Linked DNA regions of Homo sapiens: region 1 is linked to region 2. Evidence: read pairs that join two places in POLR2A ChIA-PET (ENCODE). Cell type or tissue: OCI-LY7. All regions are shown on one strand.

Evidence for each region. ChIA-PET counts read pairs that join two places held together with the same protein. Peaks named below come from ENCODE experiments on the same cell type or tissue, not always from the same donor. Only the 100,000 strongest peaks of a DNase experiment are listed, where the experiment ranks them.
Region 1: POLR2A ChIA-PET joins it to region 2 with 13 read pairs; 2 of 35 experiments call an interaction of 5 or more read pairs at or near these places.

The regions. Positions count from the first base shown.
Region 1 is chr2:130,381,486-130,389,485 of GRCh38, reverse strand. LOC105373618 (a long non-coding RNA gene) reads right to left here and starts at 4,747. Exons shown (of 2, transcript XR_923330.4): 1 at 1-4,747. RefSeq lists a silencer at 673-732 and an enhancer at 3,813-3,912. In OCI-LY7, no CTCF peak of the experiment used is centred here; DNase peaks (open chromatin) are centred at 1,855, 2,235, 3,475, 7,685 and 2 weaker places; H3K4me3 peaks cover 3,257 bases; H3K27ac peaks cover 7,110 bases.
Region 2 is chr2:129,848,083-129,856,082 of GRCh38, reverse strand. No RefSeq gene overlaps it. Among named protein-coding and RNA genes, the nearest start is that of LINC02572, 25 kb to the left of the region's middle. In OCI-LY7, CTCF peaks have their summits at 6,117 and 6,323 (motif pointing right); a DNase peak (open chromatin) is centred at 6,342.

The DNA of each region.
Region 1 (8,000 bases), 530 kb before region 2:
ATGAGATTCCTCTTTTGGAAAGATATAGTATACCTTCATGTATCAACAGCTGTATGTCCCTTTGAAAATAAAACTCTTTAACAGAAAACTCCATTCCTTTTATTCATGTAATATTAATTAACATCTATGGTGGGCAAATTAATGGCCCCTCAGAGATGTCCCTGTCACAATTGCTGGAATCTGTGACTATAGTGGTTTATATAACAAAGGGGAAATCAAGGTTGCAGGTAAGATTAAGGTTGCCAACTAGCTGATCCCAGATAAGGAGGGTATACTGGTGACTCAGGTTGGCCCAGTGGAATCACAAGGGTCCTCAAATGTGGAAGAGGGAGGAAGAAAGTCAGTCAGAGGAGAGACGATGACGGAAGCAAGGTCAGAGAGAGATTTAAAGATGCTATGCAGCTAGCTTTGAAGATGGAGGAAGGGGCCACAGGCCAAGGACTGCTGCAGCCACTGGAAGCTGGAAGACACAGGATACAGATTCTCCCCTAGAGACCCCAGAAGGAAAGCAGTCTTGCTGATTCCTTGAGTTAGTCAAGTGAGATGCATGCGGGACTTCTGATCCCCAGGTCAAATGTCTAGTGTGGCATCCGCATGTTCGGGAGAGAATCAGGGGCCTAGACAACATACCAGACATTTGACCTAGAGCTAAGATGGGGAGTGAGAGCAGGCATGAAGATATGGTCTGAGATCAACATGGAACTCAGGAACAACAGGCAGCGCTTGCCTGCCTGAGACACTCACATCTGTGTGTGAGGTGCCCATGGTGTGAGCACACAGTCAACCTCTGAGTTGTCAAGGAACCAACCACAGCAACTGCTGTGAGCAGAAAGTCACGAGCTTGTGCTCACTGTTGCTGCCATGCAAACTAGCAAACTAGGCCCCTCTTTCCCCGATCCTATTTTTAATATCTCTGACAATGAAACAGTGTGTGCTAACCCAAAGAAAAGGTAAGTCATGTCCATGGATAACCTTGGATTTGAGATGATCCCTTTTGAATGCTGTGCTCCTGTTTCTCCATGTCCACCCACTCTCTGGAGAGCAGCCAGGCAGATAACGTGGGAACGTGGAAATGTAAAGTGGAGACTCATACCCCCACTTCCAGTAGTAACGATTTCTTAAGTTTTTCCAGCTAGAGAGTAGGTGTACTCTGGAAGCTGGGGAGCTGCAACCAGGCTTAGGGGCCATGGTTGTCACCCAGCACCTTTGCCATTTGCTTGTCAGAGTTCTCCCAGAGCTGGTGCTTTTATCCAGGAGGTTCATTCCTAAGAATATTTATCTTACCCACTGCTTAATTTTGGGTAAGAGACTCTGGAAAGAAACCATTTCTTGTACTTTGCTAAATCATCATCAGTAGTCAGTGGCCTCTAACACCAGGCTCTCCACCCAGTGTCCATTGCTGACAGCCCTGCCGAGCCGGAGGCCCAGCATCTGCTCAGTGTGGCTCCAGGCATTTGCAGTCTTGCTGACCTGGCAGGGGGCTCAGGGCAAAGCCGCAAACAGGCTGTGTCCAGGAAGCTCCTCTGTTGGCTTGAGCACCATCTAAACTGAGCTCATTCAGCAGAACAAAAGTGTCAAGCCAACATGTAGTTCCTTTAGTCTCTTGCATTCCCCAGACCCTGGCGTGTGCACTTCTGGGGGTGATGTAATAATTACAGAGTACTCTGATGAAAATATTTTTATTTTATTAATTGTACTGGTATTTGTGATGTGAAAAGTAAAAAGAAGGATCAGATGACATCCAAAGAAAAATGTTAAGAAAAACAGAAAAAAATCAGAGACAGCCACGACAAACATGACATAGTTGTGCCCTGTGACTGATGCTGGGGCACCCGGATAGGAAGGAGGGCTCCTTTCCAGTACATGGGGTAATGTCCAGTGAATACCTTCTCTCAGAGGACACGTGCACCTCTGCCCACTTGCTTCCATCCCTCTCCACCTCTGGGCACATTATCTCCTGATTAAGTTTATTGGTAAAAGGGTCTCCTGCAACTCCACCTGTTACACATCGCTGTTTCTATTTTTCCATATTCTTTTCCGGGAAGAGGCTATTTGCATGAGGAAATTTGCATATTTCTCTGTGGCTGTTATTCTCATGTAGCGAGTTTGCATTTGGCTTATTTCACTCAATATTGTATCGGAAGCATTTTCCATGGTGCATATCATCCCAAAATAATTCTCAACTGTAGGGGTTGGTTGTTTCCTGTTTTTTAAAAGTTTTTAAATTTTTTGTAGAGACGAGGTCTCACCGTGCTTCCCAGCCTAGTCTCAAACTGCTGGGCTCAAGCCATCCTCCTGCCTCAGCCTGCCAAATGCATAAGCCACCCCACCCAGCCTGTTTCCTTTGCTTTTTTTTTTTTTCTTTTTAAATGAATACCACTGGACACACAGCTCTTGCCTTCTGTTGAACTTTCAGTTGTTTTTGGAGAATAAATTATTGCAAGTGGGTCAAAGCGCATAAATGTTCACACTTCTTAAGTGCCCACCCCACTAAGCTTGAGGCCTCTTCACCCATAGAAACAATGGTGACCTTTGTTCTCAATATGCAAAGGACCTTATCAAAGAAACTTTTCAATCAATGAGATAAAAAAAAGTGGAAAAATGATGAAGGATATGAATGTTACTTCAGAAAAAAAGAATACACTTGGTCACAAGCATATGAGACATACTCAACCTCACTGATAATTAAAAACTTGCAAATTCAAGCAAAAAAATAAAAAAGTCTTATAAGCAAGGACTGAAAAGTTTGGTAATAGCCCCGATGGTAAGGTCTGGGGAACAGTCACTGTCATTGTGCTCTGCAGACATGTCAATGGACAAAGCTGTAGGGGAGGATAACTTGGCAACCACTGTCCTCAGTGCTGGGGACAGCAGCACTGTCCAGTAGCACTTCCTGCCACCGTGGAATGTTCTGGACCTGGATCCAGCATGGCTGCCACAAGCCATGTGTGCTTACTGAGCAATTGAAATGTGACTGGTGGAGGCTGGGCATGGTGGCTCATGCCTGTAATCCCAGCACTTTGGGAGGCCAAGGCAGGCAGATCACAAGGTCAGGAGATCGAGACCATCTTGGCTAACATGGTGAAACTCTGTCTCTACCAAAAATACAAAAAATTACCAGGTGTAGTGGCGGGCGCCGGTAGTCCCAGCTACTCGGGAGGCTGAGGTAGGAGAATGGTGTGAACCTGGGAGGCGGAGCTTGCAGTGAGCTGAGATGGCACCACTGTACTCCAGCGTTGGCGAGAGTGCGAGACTCCGTCTCAAAAAAAAAAAAAAAAAAATGTGACTGGTGCAATGGAGGGACTGGATTTTTAAAATTTTTATTTGCTTTTAATAAACGAATTGAAATAGCCACACATGGCTAGTGGCACCTGTATTAGATAAGTGACACCTGCATAAGGATGCTGGCTCTAGGAAGCCCAGCAGCCTGTGATGGGTCTGCTTTGAGAACAGGGCATAGCTGAGTGCCCTATGCTGGGCTGTGGCTAAGCCAGCTGAGTTAAGCACATCTCAGGGAACTTTGTGTGCAAAACAAGAAAGAGGAATTGAAAACAGAGAAATAGTGGGAAGAGGCAGAGGAGAAGAATGAGAATTGCCTGTTGCCGTTTTTGAAGTGTGGCCTCCAGGCCTTGCAGCTGTATATCTGAATGGCCATGAGCAGCACCCCGGGCCTGTGTGAAGTCTGGCTGAGTGGCCACCGAGAAGGGTCTTTGCTGCCTCAGGTCCCAGATGTGGCCATCAGTACTTGTCAGAACCAGAGCAGGGGACTGTGCCTTACAGTTGGTTAGCTGGATCAGCTAACCAACACTCTCTGGCTGTTCCTGGCTCTTACATGTGGAACCAAAAATGTTATTGTATAGTTTGGTAAAAACAAATCATTACCTCATACATGATGGCTTACAAATCTGGATGCAATGGATTTGCACAAAATGAAGCATAGCTTAGTTTCTTCATGATCTGGCCTAGTGTAAAACGAGGGGATGCTGTTTGTCATGTCAATGACGGGGTGGGAGAGAGAGTGGCCACTCTGCCAGTGGTTTCCTGCACCATCTGTGGTGTGCACTAGCATTTCCCAAAGGGAGCAATATATTGGACCCTTTTCAAGGCAAATAGTATTGACAATGCCTGATAATTCATCTAGGGACCCTAGTTAAGTGTTCTATAATTATTAAAGAGAGTTAGAATTGTAAGCCAATTTTAGTTGACATATACATATATACATATATACACATACATATATTTTAACCTTTAAAAAATTCTTCCTGGCTGAACGCGGTGGCTCACGCCTATAATCTCAGCACTTTGGGAGGCTGAGGGGGGTGGATCATGAGGTCAAGATATCGAGACCATCCTGGCCAACATGGTGAAACCCTATCTCTGCTACAAATACCAAAAAAAAAAAAAAAATAGCTGGGTGTGGTGGCAGGCGCCTGTAGTCCCAGTGACTTGGGAGGCTGAGGCAGGAGAATTGTTTGAACTTGGGAGGTCGAGGTTGCAGTGAGCCAAGATCATACCACTGCACTCCAGCCCGGGCAACAAGAGTGAGACGCTGTCTCAAAAAAAAAAAAAGTTCTTCCATTCTTTTCATTTATTTTGATCACATGTATTACTTCCAAATATAGTCATAAGAGAGACAGATGCTAGATATGTGGATAGGCATTTTCTACCCCAAGGGTATGTAATATTCCATATTTTCAGATATACCTCTATAATTTTTTTAATATTTAGCTTTTTTTTTTTTTTTGAGATGGAGTCTCACTCTGTTGCTCAGGCTGGAGCGCAGAGGCACGATCTCGGCTCACTGCAAGCTCTGCCTCCTGGGTTCACGCCATTTTCCTGCCTCAGCCTCCCAATTACCTGGGATTACAGGCACACGCCGCCCAGCTAATTTTTTGTATTTTTAGTAGAGATGGGGTTTCACCATGTTGGCCAGGATGGTCTCGATTTCCTGACCTTGTGATCTGCCCGCCTTGGCCTCCCAAAGTGTTGGGATTACAGGCATGAGCCACCGCACCCGGCCCTAAATGTTTAGCTTTTAAAAATTCCTTGTGAAATCTGTCCAGGTGCAGTGGCTCACGCCTATAATCCCAGCACTTTGGGAGGCCGAGGCGGGTGGATCATGAGGTCAGGAGTTCAAGACCAGCCTGGCTAATATGGTGAAACCGTGTCCTTACCAAAAATACAAAAATTAGCCGGGTGTGGTGGCGTGCACCTGTAGTCCCAGCTACTTGGGAGGCTGAGGCAGAAGAATTGCTTGAACCTGGGAGGCGGAGGTTGCAGTGAGCCAAGATTGTGCCATACTGTACTTCAGCCTGGGCTATAGAGCGAGACTCCATCTCAAAAAGAAAAAAAAAAAATCCTTGTGAAATGTATGTTTGTTAAGGTGAAAAACAGAGCTGCCAAATTATTTTTTTCCACCTTTGTAATCAGTTCTCTAAACACCAATCTATTCACTTTTCCCACCCATTCAAAACATCCCATAATTCCCAATATACATGGGCTTTTTTTCAGACCTAAATTTTGTTCCATTGCTCCATCTCTGCCATTTTAATTGCTATAGCTCTTTTTTCTTTCTTTTTTTTTTTTTTTTTTTATTTTTGAGATGGAGTCTCACTCTGTCGCCCAGGCTGGAGTGCAGTGGTGCAATCTCGGCTCACTGCAAACTCCACCTTCCGGATTCAAGCGATTCTCCTGCCTCAGCCTCCCGAGTAGCTGGGACTACAAGGCACCCGCCACCATGCCTAGCTAATTTTCTTTAGTTTTAGTAGAGAGGGGATTTCACCATTTTGGCCAGGCTCGTCTTGAACTCCTGACCTCGTGATCCACCCGCCTCGGCCTCCCAAAGTGCTGGGATTACAGGTGTGAGGCACTGCGCCCGGCCTTAATTGCTACAGCTCTTAAAATTTAAAGCTGTTCCTGGACATTTTCTCTCACAGATGAATAGTAGAATCCATTTGTCAAATTTCATTTTCAAATTATTTTGGTAACTTGATTAAATATGCAGTATTTTCTAAGCTGACAAAGAACACAATATAGTCTGAAGGTGGAGGTGAGTCAATGGGCTTTCCTCCCTCACTCCCCAAACAGCCCCCATTTCCACATGGCCTCCCTCTGACATGCAGCCCTGGTCACTGGCCAAGAGCAATCTGTCTGCCCATGCCAGAAGCCTTCCTCTCCCTCACTTTCTAGTTTTCTTTATGGCATTGGTCAGCAACAAATAATATGTCAACATTATTTATGCATATTTTAGATTTATTGTCCATCTCTTCTTGCTATAAGTGAAAACTTTGAGTTAAAAAGGGCAGAGCTTTCATTGATCTATTCACTGATCTATCTGCAAGGCATATCATAGACACTGAATATTCATAGAATGAATGAGTGAATTTGGAGTGATGGCATTTGAGATGTGAAATTTGCCATCTTATTTGAACACCAACCTTGGTTTTAGGGCTAACTCCCCTCCAGGGGTAAGATCCCTGGGAAGGTGCTCTCTGTTGAGGAAGAGCAACTTCCCCATGGAGAAAGGCCTTTGTTTGGTCAACACCACATCATTTCATTTAATTTGATCTTCTCAACAATTCTGGAAGGAAGACAATGCAGATTCACCTGCAGGTGGGAATGTAAATTGGTACAACCTTTTGGAAAAAGAGTTTGGTTTAATGTGTCTTAACCATGTTCTCCCCTACCCCTCAGTCAGAGACCACCAGAGCACACTGTAGGCTAATAAACTGGGCTTGTTCCTCATTGCAGCAAGGAAGAACGCATACCCTGGGGAGCCTTGTGTGTCCCACTCAGTAAGGTTGTTAGAAAGAAACGATGATAGGATTAGGGCTTGGGTGACCTGCAAGGGGGTTTGAGGAACCCGGGCTCTGCTTGGATGGATGCTGTCAGGAAGTGGGGCTAGCTCTAGGGTTGGGGGTCTTTCTTTACAAGCAGGAGGAAGGAAGCCAGGCAAGAGCTGCCCAGCAAGGCAGCCGCCATGCTCAAGCAGCCAGCACAGGGCATCGTGGCTTCTGTGGCGGGGATGGTGCATTTGTGCTCAGATGTGAGTCCAGAGGGGCTTGGTCCTGTCTCGATCCCTCATGGTCGGGGTGGACTTGCCTGACATGTTATGTTCCATGACATAGTTTACATTCAGCAGAATACCAGGGCCCAGCTCCTGCATGTCAGGGGCTGCTGTTCTCTTTCTCACTGCCTTTTAACCCAAGGAGTCCACTTTTGGGCATCAATCATAAGCAAATAGATACACACGCAAATGAAAAATGTAAGGCCGGGTACAGTGACTCACGCCTGTAATCCCAGCTACTCGGGAGGCTGAGGCAGGAGAATCGCTTGAACCTGGGAGGCGAAGGTTGCAGTGAGCCGAGATTACGCCACTGCACTCCAGCCTGGCGACAGACTCAACAAAAAAAAAAAAAAAGAAAGAAAGAAAAAATGTATGTACATCTCACCATTATTATTAACAGAGAAAATGCCCTCCATATATAGGTGCAGTAAAGAAGTTTTACAAAGCAAATACGTGCCACAGGCCATGCTGGGCAGGGCAGAGTGCAGACAAGGCTGAGGATGGCATGACCACGAGTGGCCACCATAAGCTGGTGTGTGATGCAGCCCTACAAAGATGGCTCACTGGCCCAGAGACACTCAAGGACAGTGCTAAATAGAGAAGTGAGACATACGACTATAAATATAGTGTACTATCAGTCATGTAAGGGAAAATCTTTATTCATTCAACAAATACTTCCTGAGGACTGACTCCCTAGGGGACAGACCTGCCCCTTGTCCGTCTTTTCACTGTGATGATGGTATAGGGAGATGACATAGAATGTCCTAGAGGGAGACTGGCTAAGTTCCTGGACCTGGCTTCATGAGGCATAACTACCAGCTGCTGAGGTCCAGAAATTGGATGTTTTCCCCATATACTCCAAATTGATGACGCTTCTGAGGACCAAACAATGACAACCAAGTTCGTGTTTTGGTGACTGCCAAGAGGGTATGGG
Region 2 (8,000 bases):
TTCCTTGCCTAATTGCTCTGGCTGGCATCTCAAGTACAATGTTAAATAAATAGTGAAAGTAGGCATCCTTGATCTGAAGGTCCTGATCTAAGGGGGAAATCTTTTAGCTTTTTGAATATGCCTGCAGAATATGTCTCTTGGATATGCTGTTAGCTGTGAGTTTTTCATAAAAATTCTTCACCAGATTGAGAAAGTTTACTTCTATTCTTGTTTTCTGACTATTTCTTAATCATAAAAGGTATTAGATTTCATCAAATGCTCATTTCTGCATTGAGATAATTGTGTTTCCTTTTGTTCTAGAAATGCATATTACGCTGATTAATTTTCATATATTGAACCACCTTTGCATTCCCGGGATAAATCCCACTTGGCCATCATGTACAATCCTTTTCATATGTTGTTGCATTTGGATATATAGTATTTTGTTGAGGATTCTGCATCTCTATTCATTAGAAATATTGATCTGTAATTTCTTTTCTTTTTGTGTCTTTGGCTTTGGTATAAGTTAATTCTGACCTCATAGAATACATTAGGAAGTCTCCCCTCTTCTTGTATTTTTTGGAAGATTTTGACAAGAATTGCATTAATTTTTATTTAAACATTTGGTATAATTTACCAGGGAATCCATCTGGTCCTGGGCCTTTCTCTGTTGGGAGACTTTTGATACTAATTTAATCTCTTGTTATATATCTGTTTAGATTTTCTATTTCTCCTTAAATCAGTGCTATGGACAAAACTGTGTCCTTTTCCCAATTAATATATTGACCCTGAACCCCAATGTAACTGTATTTGGAAATGGGGCCTTTAAAGAGCTAATTAAGACTAAATAATGCCAAAAATGTGGTGCCCTAATCCAATATGACTGGTGTCCTTAATAAGAAGAGGAACAGACACCAGGGATGTGTGCACACAAGGAAAAGGCCATGTGGGCACACAGTGAAATGTCAGCTGTCTGGAAGCCAAGGAGAGGGGCCTCCGAAGAAGCTAAACCTGCTGACACGTTGACCTTGGGCTTCTGGCCTACAGAACTGTGAGAAAATAAGTTTCTGTTGTTTATGCCACCTAGTCTGTGGTACTTTGTTATGTCAGCCCTGGCAGGCTAAGATAGTTTTGGTAATTTGTGTGTTTCTGGGAATTTTTTTCATTTCACCTAGGTTATCTAATTTGTTGGTGTATAATTGTTTACAGTATTTTCTTATAATCCTTTAAATTTCTGTCAGGTTTGTAGTAATGTTTCCACTTTCATTTCTGATTCAGGTTTTTGCATCTTTCTCTTTTTTTCTTTGTCAGTCTAGCTAAAACTTTGTCATTTTGTTGATCTTTTCAAAGAACAATGTTTTGGTTTTGTGATTCTTCCTGTTATTTTTCTATTTTGTATTTCATAAATCTCCACTCTAATCTTCATTATTTCCTTCTTCCTGCTAGGTTTAAATTTAGTTTGCTCTTGTTTTTCTAGTTTTTTTAAGTTGTAAAGTTAGGTTATTAATGTGAGATTTTTTCTCTTGTTTTAAATGTAGGCATTGACAGCTATAAATTTTGCCCTGATTACTGCTTTTGCTATATCTCATAAATTTAGATATGTTGGGTTTTTATTTTCCTTTGTAGGAAGATATTTTCTAATTTTTTTGTGATTTCTTCTTTGACCCATTGGTTATTTAAATGTAATGTTTACATATTTGCAAATTTTTCAGTTTCCTTCTGATGTTGATTTCTAGCTTTATTCCATTGTGGTTAGAGAAGATACTTTACATAATTTTAATTTTTAAAATTTATTGAGACTTGTTTTGTGGTCTAATATATGGTCTACCCCAAAGAATGTCCCATGCACACTTGAGAAAAATGTGTATTCTGCTCTTTTTGGGGTGGAGTTTTCTATATATGTCTCTTAGGTCTAGTTGGTGTGTGATGTTGTGCAAACCCTCTATTTTCTTATTGATCTTTTGACTATATGTTCGATTCGTTGTTGAGAATGAGGTATTGAAGTCTCCAGCTATAGAACTACTTTTCCCTTTAATTTTGTCAATGTATGCTTCACATATTTGGGACTGTGTTGCTTAGTGTGTATATGTTTGTAATTGTATCTTCTGATGGTCTTTTAATTACTACATAGTGTTCTTTTTGTCTCTTGCAACAGCTTTTCTTTTTTTTTTTTAAGACAGAGTCTCACTCTGTTGCTCAAGCAGGAGTGCAGTGGTGCAATCATAGCTCACCGTGACCTCCAACTCCTGGGCTCAAGCAGTCCTCCAACTACGCCTCCCAAGTAGGTAGGACTATAGGTGTGTGCCACCATGCTTGGCTAATTAAAAAACTTTTTTTGGTAGAGGTGGGGTCTTGCTTTGTTGTTCAGTCTGCTCTTGAACTCCTGGCTTCAAGCGATCCTCCTGCCTCAGTCTCCCAAAGTGCTAGGATTACATATGTGAACCACCATGTCCAGCCTCTTGTAACAGCTTTTTTTTTTTTTTTTTTTTTTTGAGACGAAGTCTTACTCTGTTGCCCAGGCTGAAGTGCAGTGGCGCCATCTCGGCTCACTGCGAGCTCCACCTCCCGGGTTCACGCCATTCTTCTGCCTCAGCCTCCTGAATAGCTGGGACTACAGGCACCCGCCACCACGCCCGGCTAATTTTTTGTATTTTTTTAGTAGAGATGGGGTTTCACCATGTTAGCCAGATGGTCTTGATCTCCTGACCTCGTGATCCGCCTGCCTTGGCCTCCCAAAGTGCTGGGATTACAGGTGTGAGCCACCACACCCGGCCTTGTAATAGCTTTTGACTTGAAGTGTGTATTGTCTGATCTTTACATAGCTACCCCAGCTCTCTTTTGGTTACTATTTGCATGGAGTATCTTTTCTATACTTTCACTTTTTAAATATTTGAATCTAAAATATCTTAGACAATATACAGTTAGACTATGTTTAAAAGAATCCTTTCTGTTACTATTCACCATTTGATTGGAGAGTTTAAACTGCTTACATTTAAAGTAGTAACTGATAAAATGGGATTTATTTCTGCCATTTTTCTGTCTGTTTTCTCTATGTCTTATACTTTTTGTTCCTCATTTCCTCTATTACTAACTTCTTTTTAAATTTTTTTTTGGTAGTGAACCATTTTGCTGTCTCATTTCCTTTTGTGTATTTTAAAAACATATTTTCTTAATGATTACAATGAGGATTACAATGAACATCCTAAATTTATAACCATCTAGTTTCAACTGATACCAACTCAGTCTTACTAACATATGAAAACTCTGCTCCTATACAGCTCCATCCCCACCTTAAATTGTTGGTGTTGCAAATTACATCTTTATACATTGTGGGCCCATTTACATGGATTTCAATTTGGTATGCATTTATCTTTTACACTATTTAGGGAATAAAGAAGGAGTTACAAATTAAAAAAATGTAATACTGGCTTTGATGTTTAGAAACCTCTCTATTTCTTTATGTCGCTTCGTGTTACTGTTTAGTGTCCTTCCATTTCAGTGTAAAGGACTCCCTTTAGAATTTCCTGTAGGGTAGATATGCTAGTAACAAATTCACTCAGCTTTTGATGGTTGGGAATGTTTTAACTTCTTCATTTTTCAAGATTAGTTTTTCTGGTTATTTAATCTTGGTTTACAGTTTTTTTTTCTTTTCTTTGGTGGTTTAAAAATATTGTCTCACTGCTTTCTGTTCTCCATGGTTTGTGATGGGAAAATTACAGTTAATCTTATTGAGAATCTATTGTACATAATGAGTTGCTTCTGTCTTGCCACTACAAGAGTTTCTCTTTATCTTTGTCTTTGAACTGTTTGATTGTAATGTGTCTAAGTGTGGATCTCTTTGAATTTATCCTACTTGGAGTTTAATATATTTCATTAAACTTAGACAGTTTTCATTCATTATTTCATCAACAGTTCTTTCTGCCCCTTTCTTTCTGTTTTCCTTCTGGGACTTCCATACTGCATATGTTGTCCTGCTTGATAGTGTCTTGTTCTCTTTTTTTCTTCTACTCTTTATATCAGACAATTCCAATTATCCTATCATTGATTTCTCTGATTCATTTTTCGGTGTGTTCAAATCTGCTGTTTAACCCCTCTGGTGAATTTTTCTTTCTCTTTTCTTTTTCTTTTTATTTTTTTATTTTTTTGAGATGGAATCTTGCTCTGTCACCCAGGCAGGAGTGTGGTGGCATGATTTTGGCTCACTGCAACCTCTGCCTCCTGGGTTTAAGTGATTCTCCTGCCTTGGCTTCCCGAGTAGCTGGGATTACAGGTGTGCACCACCACACCAAGCTAATTTTTGTGTTATTGGTAGAGATGGGTTTCACCATATTGGCCAAGTTGGTCTTGAATTCCTGACCTCAGGTGATCCACTTGCCTCGGCTTCCCAAAATGCTAGGATTATAGGCATGAGCCACCATGCCTCGCCAAATTTTTCATTTCGGTGATTTAACTTTTCAGTTCCAGAATTTCTGTTTGGTTTATTTTATAATTTATATCTGTTTATTGATTTTCTCATTTTGTATGTGCACTGTTTTCCTGGTTTTATTTAGTTTGTTGTTCATGGTTTTCTTTAGTTCTTTAAACATTTTAGGATGATTGATATAAAAATTTTGTCCAGTAAGTCCAATACTAAGGTTTCCTCATGGATGGTTTATATAATTTTTTTCTAGGATTGGGCCACACTTTCCTATTCCTTTGTATATCTTGTGATTTTTGTTGTTGTTGCTGAAAATTGGGCATTTTGAATATTACAATGTGGTTACCCTGGAAATCAGATTATCTCCATTCCCTAGAGTTTGTTATTATTTTTTCTTCTTGATGAATGTTGTCCTCTATTTCTTTAGTGATTTCTCCAAACTAATTTTGCAAAGACTGGATTCTTTGTCATTTGTGGTCACTGAAGTCTCTGTTTCATTATCTCAGTGGTCAACAGTGACATTCCAGAGATTTCCTTAAGTATCTGGAGTGAAAGAAAAAAAGAAAGGGAGAAATAAATAAATACATGAATGAAACGAGAAAACAAGAAAGAGAGAAGATACTCGTGTTTTGACTTTTGCAGCTTGGCTCTGAGCTGGGACAGGAGTTCCTTCAGTGCTAAGCCAGGCTTCCTGCAACTATGCCTTAGCTTTTGCCTCTTGCTTGCCTGGAGCCCACAGATCTGTCAGAGGTACAAGCCTGGGGTCCTTTTAGATGTTTTCTCATATGTGTCCTGTTCTGGGCCTGTGTGTTATCTTCTATCTTTGCCAGCATACACAGTAGCCCTTCTGAGCTCTTATTCTTCCAACAACCTTCCTTTTTGGGCTCCTTCTTTTTGGCTTTTGGTCTGCCAGTTGCCTGAGCACAGTTCCCTACACCAGGTGGAAAGAAAAGGTCAAGAAAAAGGTCAATTTAGTCTTCCAGGGAACCATCAGACAGATGAATACACAGTACCATAAAACTTTAAGAATAAACTCTGTATTAACCCCTGGCACCAGAAAGCCACACAGGGAATGCAGCCTTCTGTCATCATGGCTGATGCTGCTGTGCTAGGGAATGGAAGGAAGGTGGATGAGCAAAAATGCCACTAGGCTTTCTTACCAAAGCTAGCTTCCCTTTTCTTTATTAAGCCACCCCTTTGTGGCTGTACATTTGAGATTAGAGCTCAGTGTTTAAAAACGTTGATTATTTCAGTCTTTGACAGCTTATGATTGTTTCAACGGAGGGATCAATTCTTTAAGCAATGTATACCATCATTTTCTGTGACATCATCCCTGGTTGCCTCTTGATGAAAACATTATTCCTTTCTTGCCAGACATGTATTCAAATTAATATTGTTGCTAGATCTTGTGTGGCACAATCAAGATGCCCAATAGTCTTTTGAGGATGTGTAAAAAGAGTTTGTGAAGTCCTCCTCACTTATTTGTAGTTTGCATCTTGGTTAGTGCTAAATAAATGGTGCTCCTGAAGTCCCTGAAGCTGATCTTCACTCATGCACCGTTTAAGCATTCATTCATAGCATTAATTTGTCAAATGCTTTTGAAGGATCAACACTTTTTTTTCAGAAAGAGCAGGTAATGATATGACTCTTTTTATAAAAAATGCACTTTTCAACACCTTTGCCCACTCTTGGTAGGTTTACTCATCCACCTGTACTTGACCATAAGTTACTCAAGTCTTACTGTCGCAGCTTCCAGGCCTGCATAAGCCACGTTAAAAACTGAACTGTTTTGCTTGAAGTAAGGGTGAAGCTTGGAGCCCCCATGCTTGCTTCTTGCTCCTTTCCTGCATGCTTCTGTGGAACCACCTTAGTACAGTTTATTTGAAGATGTAATAGAACTAGACTGCAATATTATACTCCACCAGAAGATGTCACTGTAACATGTGGTTTATACATGCTGAATATATGGTAACGGAATAATGGCGAACCTTCCATTTTCTCAGTGAATCAAAAAGAGAAAGAAAAACGTAGTTTTGGCCAACTTATATATAAAAACTTTGAAGGTGAGAAAGAGATAGTCAATATCTACTCATAATGTTTAATTAACTCATTTAGTTACATATACATATTTGAAATAATATATAGAATCATTAATTTGTAAATATCACTTTATTTTCATTCATATTTCATGGAACAACTTTATGAAAGTTCCTTACATGCTTATCTTTCATAAGTGTCTTTATTGTCACTAGAGACACTTAAAAACCTTTTATTTGAAAATACTTTCAAACTTACAGGAAAGTTGCAAGAATAAGAATAGAACATGGAATATTCATATACTCTTTTCCCACATTCACCTTTTATTAACATTTTGTTCATTTGCTTTATCTTGTTTTCTCTTTCCCTGTCTCTGTGCTATATATCTATATCTATATCTATATCTATCTATATCTATATATCCATTTAGTTATCACTAAATACGTTGGTAAGTATTTCCTAAGAAAAAGCATTCTCACACACTCTTTGGTTCAAATAACAACTTCAGGCCGGGCACAGTGGCTCACACCTGTAATCCCAGCACTTTGGGAGGCCGAGGCGGGTGGATCGCCTGAGGTCAGGAGTTCGAGACCAGCCTGGTCAGCATGGTTAAACCCTCGTCTCTACTAAAACTACAAAAATTAGCCAGGCGGGATGGTGTGTGCCTGTAATCCCAGCTACTTGGGAGGCTGAAGCAGGAGAATCGCTTGAACCCGGGAGGTGGAGGTTGCAGTGAGCTGAGGTCGAGCCATTATACTCCAGCCTGGGTGACAGAGCGAGACTCCCTCTCAAACAGACAAACAAATGAACAAGCAAATAACAACTTCAGTAACTTTTTTTCTAATCTGTTAACCATATTCCAGTGTTGTCAATTGTCCCAGTAATGTCCTTTACAGCATTTCTCCTGCTCCTATAGAGAACCCGTCTAGGATCAGGTATTGCATTTGCTGCTCTGTCATTCTACTCTCCTTTAATCTGGAACATTGCCATAGCCTTTCCTTGTCTCTTATAACTTTGGTATTTTTGAAGAATGTAGTCACTTTCCCTCTCCCCCCAACTTTTTAAATAGAATGGTGCCTAATGTTTCCTCATGGCTAGATTTGGGTTATGTATCCTAGGCCAGAATGCTAGAGAGGCGATGCTGTGTCCCCCTCAGGGCAGCCCATCTCGAGGCATATGGTGCCTGTCTGTTTCTCAGTGGTGATGTTAATTTTCATCACCTGGTCAAGGTGTTGTTCAGTTTCTCCATGGGAGTGCCACCCACATTCCAGGAATGCTGCTAAGCATTCAACTTATATTTTTCACAATTAATCCTGATGGCAATTTGCAAGCTGGTCTTCAGTCTTCTCACTATCCAGATATGGCAACTAGTGCCCACCAAGATTGAGATTCCACAGCACATATGGGTGAGGCTGGTGTTCGGATATGGTGCATCTGACTTTCCACGTCTCCACTGTGTTTCCCAGACTGAGATGTTCTGATTAGGTTTCCATAAGCCAGCACCATCTTATGCTATCTGCTTTATTTATGAAACTCTGCCAAAGTGACTGCACAATATAGTAAGGCT